Linked DNA regions of Homo sapiens: region 1 is linked to region 2. The links are chromatin loops, found by intact Hi-C in ENCODE. Cell type or tissue: GM12878. All regions are shown on one strand. Each heading gives the region's core, and the rest is flanking DNA. Links, peaks and the distances in the headings are about the cores only.

Evidence for each region. A loop is a pair of places that touch in the nucleus more often than their neighbours do. Peaks named below come from ENCODE experiments on the same cell type or tissue, not always from the same donor. Only the 100,000 strongest peaks of a DNase experiment are listed, where the experiment ranks them.
Region 1: a loop joins it to region 2, with 8 times the contacts of the local background. A loop is called at or near these places in 2 of 110 quality-filtered maps.

The regions. Positions count from the first base shown.
Region 1 is chr20:16,473,836-16,478,229 of GRCh38, forward strand. The region is part of intron 12 of KIF16B (kinesin family member 16B); the gene reads right to left. Among named protein-coding and RNA genes, the nearest start is that of KIF16B, 97 kb to the right of the region's middle. RefSeq lists a silencer at 2,119-2,354. In GM12878, for the core only: a CTCF peak has its summit at 2,323 (motif pointing left); a DNase peak (open chromatin) is centred at 2,286.
Region 2 is chr20:15,265,725-15,270,118 of GRCh38, forward strand. The region is part of intron 6 of MACROD2 (mono-ADP ribosylhydrolase 2); the gene reads left to right. Among named protein-coding and RNA genes, the nearest start is that of MACROD2-AS1, 340 kb to the left of the region's middle. In GM12878, for the core only: no CTCF peak of the experiment used is centred there; a DNase peak (open chromatin) is centred at 2,394.

The DNA.
Region 1 (4,394 bases), core at 114-4,113, 1.2 Mb after region 2:
CAGATAATGAAACTAAACTGGAAAAATGTCTTCAGAATAAATGTCCAGAATGTAAATGAGCTCTGAGTATTTTTCCCGAAGCAATAATGAAGCAGTAAGAACTTTAATGGGGAAATTAAGCTCTGACATGATCTAATCCACGCTCTTTTTCCAGCCTTGGCATCTCCTTCCTCCCTCCCTGCTGCTCCAAGCTCACTCAGTGTTCCCAAAAGCTCCACCTCCTCAGGTAATAGAGTTTTCTGAACTCAGGCCATCAGAAAGTCCTTCTTGCCCAATGCAGGACTCTTAACATCTATGTGTTTCCATGGCTACCCTCCGGGTCAACTCTCTCTGAACCCCTCCTGACATCCTTGCTGTCACCTTCCAAAATATCTAACCTGTTGACCACGCCCCCCTTTGTGACCCCACCAATCCTAACACTGGCCTTCAGCAGGCCTTGGCACTTACTAGCTGTGTCAAGTTTCTTACCCGCTCCAGCCTCTGTTTCCTAACATAGAATAACGAATTTGTACATTGCAGGATTTTTATGCAATTCCAATGTACATAAACATGTGAAGTGCTTAGGGCAGTGCTTGGCACATAGCAAGCGCTTATGCTCAGGATAGCCTCCTGCTTTCCCTTCCTTCCTTATGAACAGAAAGTTAGTTTTATTGAGGACAGCAATATACTCAGCTGAAGAAACAACTTCCTAGCCTTCCTTGCAAGCAAGAAGCATCATGTGGCATAGGTCTGCTATGAAATATAAATAGAAGTTGCTGAGCGGGGCTTAAAAGAGGAGTAAACTCAACTAACATATACTCCTTTGCCCTTCCCCATTTTTCCTGACAAATTTTAGATGTGATGATGTGGTCACAAAAATGTCTCAAAACCATAAGGGAGAGACCAAGAGAATTACATAGACCTCAGCTCTGGCAACTATGTACCACTAAACCCAGGCCACCAGCAGTCAGCCTAGTTCTGTAGTTTTTGGTGAGGGAAAAACAGAGACAACTTCTAACTGCCTTAGGATATGTTTTCTCAGGTTGCTCTTGCAGCCAAATGCACTCCCTGATCCAGTTAACTCTTATTAATTAGCACCTGCAACAATTTATTTCATTATCTGTTTATGTTTGGTTTCTCTACCAGACAAAAAGAGTCTTATTCATTTTCACACAACACCTCTCACCAAGCAAGTGTTCGATAAAAGTTAAATGAATGAATGAAGTGACAATAATGACCATCATAGTTTGTCTCCAGTTCTTTCACAAGAGAAAAACATTACTCTTAAGTTTCAGAAATATTTTTCTTCATCTCGAACTGAATATTCTTCAAAGAATTTAGCATTTGTAAAAGTTCCCATAGAGTGCCTGAACCTAAAGTTATTTAACAAGCACTGACATAAGAGTATTTAGTGTGCCAGGCACTGCTTTCAAAGCTTTCACAAAGAACTCATTTTATTCTCATAACAACCCGATGAGTTAGGTACTATTATCCCCATTTTACCCATCAGGAAGCTGAAGTGCAGGGAGGTTAAGTCACCCAAGGTCATACAGCCAGCAACCAGCAGAGCCAGCACTGGATTACATAGAATTTGGTTCCAGAGTTCATGTCCTTAACTGATATTCTCCACCACTTCTCAACCACTAACTGTGACAGTACATTCTTTCTGTTTCTGTGTAAACAAGGAAGGAGCTGGGAGAAATTCGATCTGAATATCTATGAAGATTCTTGGCTCCACAGATCAGCCGGGAACCAACGCAGAGGTTACTTGGCTAGAGTGGACGTTACCAAATGTACAACGAAGGATGACAGAAATAATTGTACAAGGAATTGTACATTTTAATTCTCTTAAGAACTTCCACAGTTGAAGATGAGGAAAATGAGAGGTAAAAGAAGAAATGATATTACAAGAAAAGTCTTTTAAGTGGCAAATACAAGTAAATGACACAAAAAGCTTTCTAATAGCAAGCTAATCAAAATGACTACCTAAGACCCAATTTTCAAAAACCTTTTAGCTGTAAGATATTACCCTGGTACTCTGCTCTTGAAGCAAGATTAGAAAAATTATTTAAAAGAACTCCAGAAATGTGAAGATGCATTTTCATCTTTCTGCAGCAATTCTCAAACTAGCTACAAGAAGACATTCCAGCTGAATGATTACTTATACTAAATTCTGCACAATTTATCTCTCACACAGATTCTGCATCCAGTAATTATCAGCAACCAGGCCCAATTCCATGGTATTGACAGTGGTATCTGTCACGTCTTCAGACAACTCCACTACCAAGGGCCCTGCAACAAATACAAACAGGCAGAGCGTGTTTTCCTATCTACAGTGACATCTAGTGTTAAGAAACTAAAACGCAGTCTGTAGAACAACATTTATTCCCATTACTATTGTATTTAAATGCATATTATAAAACAGGAATATATATATAGCTCTTAAGGTAAACAGCTTTTCCCATAATTGGGATTGCCAATTGTCAATTGTATTATACTCCAATATTTAAAATATCTCATAAGATTAACCCATTGAAAAGACACATTTGTTTTGTTAAAGTGAAGAAATCATTTTGTTCTCCAATAGTTTTGTTTTAAATGCAAACATATCTTTACTTACTAACAGCAGACTGGAATGTCAGAGGATTTTGCAGACATTAAAAGACATCTTGTTAAATTTAACAAAAAGCAATCTGGCTTAATATAATAATAAATACAAGCCCTTTATTCAAAATCAACTCGCAAAATCTCTAAAGGAGAACAATTTAAATGCAAATGAGCCCATTATAGAATGGTTTCTGATTTAGGTATATCATGGGCTAAATCTTGTCTCCAAATTTTACATCTTAAAATTAGATTCTAAAAGATGCAGGATAGCCATATTCCCCTCACCAAAGTGAAGTATCATTCCGGTTATGACAACAAAGGTGTTTGAATATCTTTTTTATTTATTTACTTTTTTTGAGACAGAGTCTCGCTCTGTCGCCAGGCTGGAATGCAGTGGCTCAATCTCGGCTGACTGCAACCTCCGCCTCCCAGGTTCAAGTGATCCTCCTGCCTCAGCCTCCCGAGTAGCTGGGACTACAGGCGCGTGCCACCACACCATGTATTTTTAGTAGAGATGGGGTTTCACCATGTTGGCTAGGATGGTCTCGATCTCCTGACCTCATAATCCGCCCGCCTCAGCCTCCCAAAGTGCTGGGATTACAGGCGTGAGCCACTGCGCCGGGCCTGGATACCGTTTTTAAAGGTAAATAAGGCATAATTAAAGAGCACTGGATTAGAAATGAGAAAACAGAATCTAGCCCTGGGTCTACCTAAAAAATTCTGAGACCAAGTTATTTAATTTCTCTTGCCTTCAATTTCCTTGTGGGTTTTTTTTTTTTCTCTCCTTAAAAAAAAAAAAAGGTGGGGAAGACAGTGAGGAGTTTAGCCTGGATTCCTTCCTGGGCTCCTTGTTCTAACATTCTATGTTCTATGAAGATGATGATCTCTAAGATCTCTCTAAACCTTGCTTTAGTTATTTAAGCCACACAGTGCCACAGTACTCTGAGGAGAACAGTGTTAAGACACCTTAAGACTCAAACAACAAACAAGGTTTGCATTGAAATCGGCATAGAGTAAAAGACCTCTTTAAGATGTTTAGATGATGACTCCTGACCTGAATCAAAGATGTACTAAATCACATCCACTATGACTCTGCACTTCCTAAACCAGCAAGTATCATCTAAAGTCTCTTAATAAAGACGTTCAGAAATCATGTTATTTAAGGGGGTTTATTGCTAAACCAAGATAGTCATAAACATTCTGGGTAAGTGAGGATTTGCCAACAGAGTAAGTTTTAGGTCTTTGTTTAGGTTACAGGGAATGTTTGCTGAAAAGTTTTCTAAGATGAAGAAAGAACTCTAAATAATTCAAAATATGCCTGGCGTTTTCTACTATAATTATGGTTATTACTCTCTTACTTGGCAGGAAGAACTTTGACCTGGCTGAAGAGAAACAGCTATGGCTTAGAGGTAACAGCTACAAAGAGATAAAAGGGGGAGGAAGCAGAGCAGCAGAATGAGTAGTCAAACTCAACAAGGAAGAGAGAAAGGAAATGAAGCAAGCAGAACCCAAAAGACTCACCACAGCTGGGATGGCTCCAGACCACGGCAATGGAATACCCCGAGGACCTCAGAAGGTACCGATGGGCATCTGCGACAAGTGGTGACTGTGTGAGTGACAGCTCTCCAAGATGACTGGGATGGCAAGTTTATGCAAAACTGAAGTGGAGTGAACAGGAGAGAGCTGGAGGAGTGCCCAGAGGCTGAGGATATTAAATACTGGGACAATTCACCTGATGACAAGGGTCAGAGGGCAAATCATTTGAAAATGATGCAAATTAAAACTAACAGAAAATTTTTTCCATACCT
Region 2 (4,394 bases), core at 149-4,148:
AAATAAAAGGCTATAACCATGCACACAGATATTGCTCTGTTTTGAATTAGGTTGCTATGTTAACCAAAAGAAAAAAAAAGTTACCAGCTATCATTGTTCCAAAGGTTGATTTCTGATTTCTCTAACTTCTGTTGTGTCTGCATTTCTCTCCTCATTTTTCAAAGAATGACCCTCAATAGCTTAATAAATCAGCTAACAAAATGTTTTAGCATCTGCTAACATTCCCTCAGTGTGTTACATGCATGTTCAAAGGCTTTGTTAGAAAACACAATGAAGGGAAACCACAGGCAATTCTGACAGGCAATATGATCGGGTTTCAAAATACTTCAAAACCCCAATCTTTACATTAAGACTTTGCTTGTAAATATTTACATTGATTGCCCAGATGGTGGCAGAATTGGAGAATGTGGATCACTTTTTTTTTAGAAATGTCTCTTAATAAACTTAAAGATTCATAAGCCACAATTGCAAACTTTAGTAAACACAGTACTACATGTTCATGTGAAAAGTTTTGCAGCTATAATTATTATTAGTTTTTTAAATCAGAGCAATGGGAAGTGAAAAGATACAAGTTTTCTTCAGATTTTGAGGACAGCACCTTCCTGCACTATCCGTCACTAAGATAAGCCTGGGTCTTGGTTGCTTCTAAAATAGTTCAATTCAAGACAATGAACTTGTGTTGACTACCAACGATGTGACCTTCATTGTGCCAATGATACAAAATCACTCTAAAGTGTAGCCAGGCAAAGAATTACACAGTTAAAGGAGAAAGGATGTGACTCCTTCTAAGTAGGTATAATCAGGATCCTCAGCAGCTCTTCTCTTACCTGGTCAGCTGCAGTTATCTCCTAAAAGTTCTTCTTGCTTCCACTTTTCTTTCTCTCTAAACCATTCTCTGAACCACAAATGTTCCAAATCTCAATTCCATGCCACTCTCTTGCTTAACACACTTCAGTGAATCCCCATCACTCCCAGGACAAAGTCCAAATCCTAAAGATGGCTTTCAAGACCTCCCATGAATTGTATGTCTCTTGGTTACCTCAGTGACCCTGTCTCTACCACTTTTGTCCCCATCCTCTACTTTTGGGTTTAGCCACACAGAACTACTCATGGTTACCTAAATAGGGTACTCTGCTTCCGTTTCTATGCAAGACATTCATCCAGACGCCCTTCGCACAAGCCTGTATTCTAGAGGGCAGGGGCGCGGGGGGCATGAGAAGGCATTTAGAGGAATTGTTCTTGTGGCTTAGCAGCCATTGTGCAAATAATGTGGATTTTATTAGTAGGAGTGGAGAGAAACAACTAGGGGCTAAAGCCATGTGCAAGAGGGGATGGGCAGGAAGGACCAGCTCTAAGGACAAGAGCATGCAAGGCCTGCAGTGAAAAACCTCTACGTCCTTCACGATCCCTTAAAAATCTACCTGCAAAGCAGTCATTCCATCCCCCTCTCCTCTGCATCCCCACTCCAACTTGGCCAACCCCTAATAACTTTGCTTCAGAGGTCACCTCTCTCCAGAAGACTTTCCCAAGTCTCACCAGCGCTTACCTCCCTACCCCCAGGGAAGGGTCCCCCAGAGGTCTCTGCTCAAATCTGGAAGGGTGTTTCTCACAGGCCATTATAATTTGTTCTTTGCTTCTCTGCCTTCTGCACCAGACTGCTCAATTTCTGGAGGATAGGGACAGTGCCTTGTCTACCTTTGTGTCCCCAGAGCCTGGCATGCACACTGGCACAAGATAGGAGCTCAAAACCTTTGTCTCCCCAGAGTCTGGCATGCAAGCTGGCACAAAATAGGAGCCCAAAACCTTTGTCCAAGATATTGAATAAACATGGGATGGCGTCAGACATTCACTAAGCATGCCCCAGCCTCTGACTCAACCCCCAGGTAGAGACCACTATCCTGTCACTCTCCTCATCTCCCCTCAACAGATTTCTAGGCTTTTCTTGCTCAGATTTGAAAACTAGGTAGAAAACTGTCTCACTGAGACAGCCAAGTAAAAATGGCTCCCCAGAGAACTTCCGACTGACCTGAGCACTGGGAGGATGGGACGGGGCCTTGGGAAGTTCCTGCCAGTTGCGGAGGTGGGGAGGAGCCTGGCCTCTCCGGTTCCTGGGTGGACCTGGGATTCAATCAGTGAGATGGGGGCCTGTGAACAGGAATCTTTCTCGCTTTGCTGAGAGTTTTGTTTGTTTGTTTGTTTTGTTTTGTTTGGCCCAATAAATTCTGTTTTTCTCACCCTTCTGTGTGTCCACGAACCTAATCTTTCCTGGTCATGTGACAAGAACCCAGTTTTTAGCTGAACTGAGGAGAAAGTCCTAACAACATCAGTAGGTGGCAGATGAGTGTGAAAAGTTAGTGAGTGAAATCAGAATAATATATATTCAAGAGAGGAGAGAGGAAGAGAAAGAGAGGAAGAAGCTGAGGTTTGACAAGAGAGAGGGGAGAGTTTTAGTTTCTTTTGAGTTGATTTGCTTGGTTTGAGAACAGGTGTTCAAGATTAGTGCAGGATTTCAGAAATTGTAGCAGAGAAAAAAAGAAATGGAAAAGAAGTTGACTGTTGAGACTTATGATCTTGTTGATACCCAAGAAGCATCATTTCTGAATTGGAATTCTTTCAGATTAAAGTTTTATTTAAAAATAGATTGAGGGCCAGCGCAGTGGCTCACGCCTGTAATCCCAGAACTTTGGGAGGCCGAGGTGGGTGGATCATGAGGTCAGGAGTTCAAGACCCAGCCTGGCCAAGATGGTGAAACCCTGTCTCTACTAAAAATATTTTAAAAATTAGCCAGGTGTGGTCGTGGGCGCCTGTAATCCTAGCTACTCAGGAGGCTGAGGCAGAGGATTGCTTGAACCCGAAAGGCAGAGGTTGCAGTGGGCTGAGATTGCGCCACTGCACTCCAGCCTGGGTGACAGAGCGAGACTCATCTCAAAATACATAAATAAATAAATTGAAATTCCCTTCCCTTTTTCCTTACTGGCTTTGAACTGTGTTTATTTGTGTGAGTACAGAGATCAGACTATGAGAATCATGGACTCTTTCAAGAGTTATGAATAAATAAATGAGTTAACTAATGAACAAATAAATGCATGATTGACCTTCCTTCCTTCAGAGTCATGGCTGCAGTCTCCACCCATGAACTCCCCACGGGAAAAAAAACAGTCTTCTCCCCAGACTTTGGGGAATATGAAGCAGCCAACCATGAAAAAGTTGATAACTTTTCTCTTTCTGCAATTTGTCTTCTCAAAAGAGGAATGCCATCTGAATTAGCTCCCTTAACACTTCAGAGCCACAGCATCTTCTGAATAGCTGGCACAATTTTCAGCAACATTCATTTCAAATCCTGTTGACTGAACATGTGGTTCAGATGAGAGCTTATTATATATTGTTAAATGATTTCATTGGATTATAAATCACTGCCTTCACAATTCTCTGTGGGACACACATGGAATTCTGGTTAAAAGATGTTCAATATTGTAACCCTCCAGAGAGAGGCTTCCCATGACCCTTCCTCATGCAGATGATATGGTTAAGCATGCATGGCCAGGCTGGCCTGCCCAACGTGGCTTGGATGAGGTTTCTCTTCCCGAACTTGAGCAAGGTTTTCCCTTAGTACTTGACCTTGTATCATCCTCTCTTGGCCTTCAGTCCACCCATTCCTTAGCTGTCCCTTCACCTTGCTGACCCACCATCTCGCTATGGCTCCCTTGCAGCTGATTATGTCTTGTCCCTAACTGAAAAATAGAAACTAAATACATTTTGAAGGAAAATGGCTAACTACTGATAAATACTGCTTTGCCATTAGGGGAATTCTTGAGTAAGATGATAGTCAGCAGTGAATAGTCAGTGAAAAGATTATCATCTCTTCTGCAAATTGTCCCTGGTGGAGATTTGATTATATGCTTAGGGGCCACCTTCCTGTCTTTTAGAATTTTCTGGAGCAGCTGTCATTATAATTACTGAGGACCTTTATGTGACCTTGTCATCTTGGGCAGGTAGCTCCTAAAGGGATTTCTGAAGAAGACAATTCATATTTTCTGTGCACCTGCCTTCTCAATATTTTTTGTTTTCACTTAGTGTCCCTGAAACTCTTTCTCTCTTCACATTTCACTCTCTGCATCACTAATGAGGCTTCCATTTACCTCTTTAATTAATTAATTAATTCAATATTTATTTGGCACCTATTAGGCCCCCTGTAGGATAATAACACCTTAAGCTCTGGTCTCATTTAGGAGAATTTGCATTTATGACAAGACTCTAGAAGACTTAAACTTTTAAGGCCCCAAGAGGTAAATTTCTAATGGTTGGCCACCCCTGAGTTGGGAGGCACTAATGTGGACTATGAACTGGATCATCAGCATGTAGAACCCCAGAGGCAGATTTCTCCTGAAGTTAAT